2 separate regions of the Homo sapiens genome follow, and region 1 is linked to region 2. A link is a contact called in ENCODE POLR2A ChIA-PET data. All regions are on one chromosome and are shown on one strand. The core of a region is the stretch at or near the end of the contact, and the rest is flanking DNA. Distances in the headings are between cores, read along the strand shown. Region 1 overlaps IGF1R (insulin like growth factor 1 receptor). Region 2 overlaps CHD2 (chromodomain helicase DNA binding protein 2).

What was found. ChIA-PET counts read pairs that join two places held with the same protein, here RNA polymerase II (POLR2A).
Region 1: POLR2A ChIA-PET joins it to region 2 with 11 read pairs in AG04450. The contact joins two enhancer-like sites. POLR2A ChIA-PET finds 5 or more read pairs at or near these places in 2 of 52 experiments (AG04450 and BJ).

Annotation. Positions count from the first base shown.
Region 1 is chr15:98,883,314-98,887,366 of GRCh38, reverse strand. All of the region lies in intron 2 of IGF1R (insulin like growth factor 1 receptor), which reads right to left. Among named protein-coding and RNA genes, the nearest start is that of MIR4714, 100 kb to the right of the region's middle. RefSeq lists enhancers at 2,347-2,939, 2,940-3,532. Within about 2 kb of position 2,291, at least 4 of the 41 ENCODE cell types and tissues checked have a DNase peak (open chromatin) inside an H3K27ac peak, as active enhancers do.
Region 2 is chr15:92,905,652-92,909,545 of GRCh38, reverse strand. The region is part of intron 2 of CHD2 (chromodomain helicase DNA binding protein 2); the gene reads right to left. Among named protein-coding and RNA genes, the nearest start is that of MIR3175, 3.2 kb to the right of the region's middle. Within about 2 kb of position 1,470, at least 27 of the 41 ENCODE cell types and tissues checked have a DNase peak (open chromatin) inside an H3K27ac peak, as active enhancers do.

The DNA of each region.
Region 1 (4,053 bases), core at 1,042-3,541, 6.0 Mb before region 2:
ATCAATGCCGGGATTTTCCAGGATGAGAAAGAAAAGAAAAAAAAAAACTGACAAAGTACCTGTAGATATATTCCGCATTTCCCACACATCTGAGCAGTAGTCCCCCGAAACTTCCCAAAGGAGTGAGTGAAATTATACCATCCAGTCAGTCAGTCCGTGCCACAACCGATACACAGGCTGGGGAAGTCAGGTGTGTTTCGGTGGTGGGAGCTATTTCTGAAGGAACTTCAGTAAAACCAACCAGGAAAAATCATTTTCTTTATATACAGAGCAACTTCTTAAAGGGATCACAAATCAAGGGGTTCCTTCGTGTTAAATGATGCAAACTATGCATAAGCACATGCTCTATGCGGGGGCAGCAATGGAATGTGATGGGGAGAAGAGGGGAAGGTCAAAAGGAAAGTTGCTCTGTTTGTTAGAGGACGAACTGCATAAATAAGCATTGCTGCAGAGACGGACACCATGCTCCCCTCACTGAAGCACAACCTGAAAGGATTCTAGGAGGCAAGCAAGAGAACGTGAGCAAGTGTGGGATTAGAGAGTCCTGGAGCCAGCCCCAGAGCCCGCTGTAAATTTTGTCTCATCTCAATGTATATAAATATTATTAGTGTTCAGGACCATTAAGGGATTTCTTGAAAAGCCCCGGGCAGTGTGTCTCGCCAGCAGATGGATGGCTGTTCCATGCGAGCGCCAAAACTGAGAATTTCACCTAGTACTACCAAATTTCCAATTACGGCGCTATGGGGGAAAGGAAGGGACCCTCTTCTCTGGCTTCCATGAATAAACACACTGAGTGCGATTAAAGGCATTTCAGCTTTTAAAAATAGGAGGAAAATAGAAGCTGCTATAAACTAACAAATATACAGAGAAAAAAGCAAACTGATTTTGCCCATGAGATCCTTCTATTCCTTGGAATTCTTACAGTGACCAACAATAAAAACAAAGGCCCATCTAAACTGTTGGAAAAGCTAACATGTCCCACATCCACCACTAAAAGGATTGGTTCAGGTTTGCAATCACATAAAAACGAGGCACTGCACTTAAAAGCTCCTTCTCTTCATTTTTTTTCCTTGGGGGGAGAGGAAAAAGAGTCACACACATCAGCCTTTAACTCTCTCCCTCTCCAGAGTCCTCGAATGTATCAAATTATTTCTAGAGTTTTTAAAAAACCATTTGTTTTTGTTCTTGCCAGAGTTTTTTTTTTAAATAATCATTAGTGCAGAGAAACCATTTTTAAAAGCATACCATAGGCTGGGCGTGGTGGCTCACGCCTGTGATCCCAGCACTTTGGGAGGCCGAGGCGGGCAGATCAACTGAGGTCAGGAGTTCAAGACCAGCCTGCCCAACATGGCGAAACCCCATCTCTTACTAAAAATACAAAAATTAGCCAGGTGTGGTGGCACGTGCCTGTGATCCCAGCTACTTGGGAGGCTGAGGCAGGAGAATCGTTTGAACCCAGGAGGCGGAGGTTGCAGTGAGCCAAGATTGCACCATTTTACTCCAGCCTGAGGGACAAGAACAAAACTCTATCTCCAAAAAAAAAAAAAAAATAGGAGACTCAACCTCTTCACAAGGAACAAAACATGAAAGAGGGGCCACCTGGCCATACAATATTTCATAATGCAAACAATTTTATCCCCAATCATTTCTAAAGGAAAGAACTTATTCTGCAGATGTTCAAATAAGGTAAAGCTTCTGAATCAAAATACGGAAGAGTTTAGGGCCATCTCAGCTGTTTCTGGGTTGCCCTAAGGTACACACCACTGTTCCATATAAACGCAGGGAGGCTTTCCCTAGCAGGCATGCATCCTCGTGCAGGAGGATTAACCGCTCCTAACTTCACGAAAGTGAGCTTCAACCTCCAAAGTGCATCAGAGAGACACATGGTCCAAAGAGATTTTATGATTCTCTTGCCTTGCCAGGAGAGGAACTGACCATGAGACAACACGGGGAGGAGAAGGAAAGGGAGAGGGGTGAGGGCAAGCGAGGGGCTCTAGGTGAACTGACATGCAGCGTCCTGCCCCAGGCCGAACAGAAGTCCACCCAGGACGTGGGCATTCTTCTCCAGAAAGGACTTAGCTCAGCTAAGCAAATGAGAAAGGCTTCTTTTGATTTTAGCAGTCAGGCCTCAGGTAGGTTACACCCTATAGACGTGGCAGGTTCGGGGACTCAGCCCAGCCCTCCCAGGGCTCACAGCCTGAGGACAAGCAGTGAGAATATGAGCCAGTAGCAAGCAAAGGGTAGCTTAGGGCTGCCTGCCAGGGGAAGGGACTTCCAGGCCAAAGCTGGACAAGTGAGTAGGAGCTAGCAGGTGCATAGGGATGCTGGCAGAGCCAACAGAGAGTGCGGGCCAAGAGAAGCAAAGGTAACAAAGACAACCTCAGCATGACTGAAGGATGGAAGCACTGGAGACAGAGGGGAGGGGAGACTGGGAGGAAAGATGGTGTGCCCTGAGGTAGGGAGAGCCTGGAACAGCCTTTTAATCCAGCAATAGGAGTTTGGACTACTCTTAAGAGGAAAAATACTATTTTAAGCAGGAGGCACATGATCAGATGTGCATTCTAGCCTCAGTAGCCCAGATCAAGAGGACAGCAGTGCAGATGAGGAAAAGCAGGGTAGATTCAAGATATGTCCAGGACCATCTGGAAGGGTACAGAATTTCTTTTTTTTTTTTTTTTTTTTTGAGACGGAGTGTCACTCTGTCACCAGGCTGGAGTGCAGTGGCTCAATCTCAGCTCACTGCAAGCTCCAGCTTTGCCTTCCGGATTCTTGCCATTCTCCTGTAGCTGGGACTACAGGCGCCCGCCACCATGCCCAGCTAATTTTTTGTATTTTTAGCAGAGACAGGGTTTCACCGTGTTACCCAGGATGGTCTCAATCTCCTGACCTCGTGATCCTCCTGCCTTGGCCTCCCAAAGTGCTGGGATTACAGGTGTGAGCCACCAGGCCTGGCCGGGTACAGAACTTTTCTTTTGAGGGGTACAGAAAGATCAGCTCAGTCTGGGACGTGTTGTTTTTGTGTACACATCCAAACGGAAATGCCTGGCGTGCAGTTTGTGTGGATGCAATCAGGCGTGATCTGAGCTGGAAACATCCTGGGGTGTGGTCAGCAGATGGATGGAGAAGGGACTGTGGGTTGGGTGTGGGGGAGGTCTGAGGATGCCCGGGGGACCCAGGAGAGATCACAGCACACACCGTGGCCAAGGCTGCCACCGTTCACAGGGGCCTAGCAGCCCCCCAGTGGAGTGTTCACTCCTTTAGAATACCCCCATTCCTTTAAAAGAAATGTGCTCGAGGGGATTACAGTATATTCATCTGTGAATTCCCAGACCCATGTTTCACCCTTCTCTGTCCCCAAGTCTAGGTAACAATAATAATGTATTTGTGGAATTATCTGGAGCCTCATGAACATGGTACCAAGGGCCTAAAGGCAAAGAGTTTTCAACAAAGGGTTGGTTTTTGCTGCCTTCTGTCTGGTCTTCAAACTAACCAGAGTGACAATAAAAAGAGCCCCTCCCTCAGGGGCTGCCTAGGAAGCCTGTGTGCCCTGCTGCTTTTCCAGGGAGGCAGAGGCAGCCCGGCGAACACTTTCGACAGAAAGGGTATCTTTATTTTCAGCACCCATGAATGACTGCAGAGGGACTCAGGGAACCCACGGCTGGCACAGGAGGAGGACAGCCTAGCCGGGGCAGGCGCTGAGTCCACTCAGCTGACAGGTGTGCCACCATGCTCTCGCCTCGTAAAATAATCTTCAATCAATCCTCGCTTCTGTCCTCTCACACACACTACTCCCCATCCCTATCACCCCAGGGAAGAAGAGAGTGACGGTGAGCACAGGCTTCTCAGGCTGAGAGAGCCACCGTATTACAGCTTGGCTATTAGTTTGAAGTTCTTTAAACAAGTCTGCTAGGTTGGAAAAGGAAGCTTAGTTGAAAATGCTTAGACCCACGAGGTAAAACCAAATGCTGCACATACACACAGTAAAGACATATTTTCTCAAAATGAAGACAAGAGGATTCTGTCAAGCTTCTGGTCATCCTAAGGAATGGTTGG
Region 2 (3,894 bases), core at 221-2,720:
GCTGGGTATGATGGTTCACACCTGTAATCCCAGCACAGCAGAGTGAGACTCTGTCCCAACAACAACAAAAAATCCAAAGTGAAAGATTACCAGCTAGCAGGCACTGCTAGACTTAGAAACAACCCATACAAATGGGATACACCCTGGAGTTTATTACCACATTCTTTTGTATTTTTTCAATGTCGGTCACAATTCACAACCCACCAATGTTTTTATAAACCCAAGGGAAAGGAAGTTTAGAATGGAATGTAACTGCATTCCAAGTAAATAATTCTAGAATCTAAACTTCCAAAGGATGTAAGGAGAGTACACTAAGGAAGAGACGACCACAAGAGCTTAAAGCGACTAGAAGACACTTACAAGGAATTCAGAATCTTGAGGGGAGAAAGCCCACCTGCATATACATTTTTTATCTTTTTTCTTTTTTTTTTTTTGGTCACCCTGTCTCCCAGGCTGGAGTGCAGTGGTGTGTCAGTTCATCTAACTGCAACCTCCGCCTCCCAGCTTCAGGAGATTGTCCGGCCTCAGCCTCCCAAGCAGCTGGGACTACAGGCACCCACCATCATGTCCAGCTAATCTTTGTATTTTTAGTAGAGACAGGGTTTCACCATGTTGGCCAGGCTGTTCTCGAACTCCCTACCTCAAGTGATCCGCCTGCCTGGGCCTCCCAAACTGCTGGGATTACAGGAGTGAGCTACCACGCCCAGCCTGTGTATACATTTTAAAGGTATGCCTAGAACTGGATCTGCCATGACATTTAATATAGAAACATCCTCTTCCATCAAGCCTACAATTCCCCGTCAGCATCCTATCCCACTTTTGCTTCCAGAGGTCCTAACTCAAGCAGCTATTAAGACTAAAAAGGGAATTTAAAAATGGGACAGGCAATGGAAAGACCAAGGGTTAAAGTACACGAAGTGCTCCATCAGAAGATTTGAAAACACACGGAGATACTGCAAACATACAGAAACACATGCAAATTTGAAACACAGAGAGCTTTTAAAAATTAACTAGATCCTAGGGGCAGGGATGGACACTGGTATTTTTAGAAGCTCTCCACAGTCTGAAATGGGAATAAAAAGTAGAACCCATCTGACCTATAACCCAAAAAAGACAGGAAATAGAGGAAGTAGAGGAAACCCAAAACACACAAATCTTAAGACTATAGTTTAAGCAGACTTGCATGTTCGGCATTATGCTAAGACAAATATATAGTCCTATGGTTTAGACTGAACACTGAAAGCAAGCTACAGCCAATTAGACATTGGTTGTAAATATTACTGCTGTTACATTTATATCCATGGAGCAGTGCACCACAGTATTCAGTATTCATTCTCTAACAGCTTGAGAGGGGAAATGAGACAGAGGATAAACCAGGGTAATAATTATCAGCTTGGGGGAGTGGGGGTGGGTAGTTATCTACTCAGACTAACTGGCAAAAGCCGGGCTGTGATTCACACAAGAAGCTGTTGTAGTCCAGGAAGAGTCATATGCTCTCTCAAAAGGCTGGCTCTTCTCAAAAAAAAAAAAAAAAAAAAAAAATTCTAAGAGAGGATGAACTGTAAAACGCACCCAAGCTGACTAAATGAGGACTTGCCTCCTAAAATCATTCTCACAAATCTCTCCTGTAACTGGCCTAAACAAACTCTCCTGGTAGGCCAAGACAACCAGCGAGTTCCTCAGGGCCAACCTAGCTCCTGAAGAAGAACTTAGGATATGAAGGAGGGGTGCAAGAAAGTAAGATGAAACAAACAGTAAGAATAAAATAACCTTACTAAAAGCTTACATTTATTGAGCACTTTTAATGTGATGGGCTCTTTGCTAAGCATTTTATGGGCACTATATTATTTAATCTTCATGACCCAATGAAGATGACCATTATCTACATTTTTAAAATGAGAAAATTACAAGTCCAATCATAAGTGCTTCTTCACTGGCCTAAACTGGGAACAAAAATTTTCAGGACTAAAGTAAAAGCTGAACTCATACCTAGCTCTTGCCAGGCACAGAGGTAACAGTTAAGCATACACAAGTGACAAAATGACTCATCAGAATTAAATCCAAAGTATAAAATCAAGACTATCTCTACAATCCTGCCTTAGCCGGATGCTTCTGAAACATTCTCTCCTTCAAGATCAGTGATCACATTTTCCCCAAACTACAGGGACTCAGTAATGAGAACTGAAATACTTTTCAGTATGATATCCAGTCCAGAACATGTTGAAATACCAAACAAGAAGACCCATAACCAAACATATTAACAATAAAATGCTAAATTATGTAGCATGAATGGCTACCACATATCTATGTCCTCCATCATTTATTTCAAAAAGAAAAGCCTTGTCCCTCACTTCATAATCAGGGCTCAAATATATTCAGTATATAGGAGCTTTTTTTAAAAAATGTCTCTCCCCCTAGACTTGCTTTATCAATTAAAGATTCCATTGATTACAGAAAAGGGTCATAAGACAAATGTGAGTAATGTGTTCCAGCATTGTGCTGAATTACTGATCACAAAATAAAAATACAATCCAGCCTGGACATTGGATGACTAAGTTTTGTTACTCAGGCTTTATACTGATAACCCTAAAGTTCCAAAACAAGTTGTGAATGGCAGCTTTGCAAAGGTATACATGTGAACTCAACGCTTAGTCAAGCTGAAGTGCAGGAGGGAGTTACTCAGCTGTGACACACCCAGTGTAACCAAGCCACAAAGTTACTTTCACCTGTACACAAAATACTCTTAGAGGAATTTTTTTTTAAGTTTCTTTGTTCAAGTGACACCATATCAAGAAAGCCAAGTTCTTCAAGGAAGCAAAGTTCTAAGGTTACCAAGAAGCAGCTAAAAACTAAAGGATCTTAAAAAAAAAAAAAAAAAAAAGATGGCTCATAGCAAGAAAAAATTTAATGGCTGACACAGAGCAGTCACTCAATTTTTATACCAGAAACAAACTTAGTGTATCAAATTTTATGGGAGAAATGATAGGAGTTTGGAAATACCAGGTGGTCTCAGGAGGTCTCTCATAACTGTCAGTTGTTTTATTTGGGGGTAAGGGAGAGTAAACTAATGATAAAATCTGTGAGTTTTAGTTAAAATTCAAATAAACTTCCAGATTCACTCCTCAAGCAATAACTTGCTACAACTGTCACAACCAAAAGTCTTTATCAAAAATATTATTTGCCCACCTTCCTCTGCTGACTTAATCTTTACAAAGATACTAACTCCCTAACGGCCAAATACTAGTTGGAAAGTGCATATTTTAAACGGCAAGGATACAGAGAGAGAGAGAGAAAGAGAGAGAAATCGATCAACACTCTTTTCTTGCTGCTTGATGCTATTCCCCACATCAAAGGGAAAAAAAGTAGAAGGCTCAACAAACATACCTAAGAACACTGGTTCTATAAAAAACTTAATTGGCTGCAAGATTGTCAACAGTTAATAGGTAAATTGTTATATCATGGTATGCATTTTAACTCATAATGGTATTTAGGTTAAAATATCTTAAATAACAGAATAGTTCATATCCTCTTCAAAAATAATTAACTGCAATGTTGACTACTTTGACCCCAGTTTTAGGAATTGAAAGGTATTCAGCAAATACTATTAACACAACTAATTAGAATTCAGTCTCTACACAAAAAGGGAGGTGAGATTATTACTTTCGTTCTTGTGGCAGGTATACTTTAAGTTGGAAGCTACAGTTAAACGTTCATCAAGTTCTATAAACACTTAATTCTCTGTTAGCATTTTATACGCAATATACATTTGAGCATATAATTTTAAAATCAGGTACAAATTATTTGATGAACACTTCTCTGTAACAGAAAAAGCAATTTCAGCTAGTTTTCACAAACTATCCAAATAATTCTTCCCAAAGAACCTAGATTATGAGA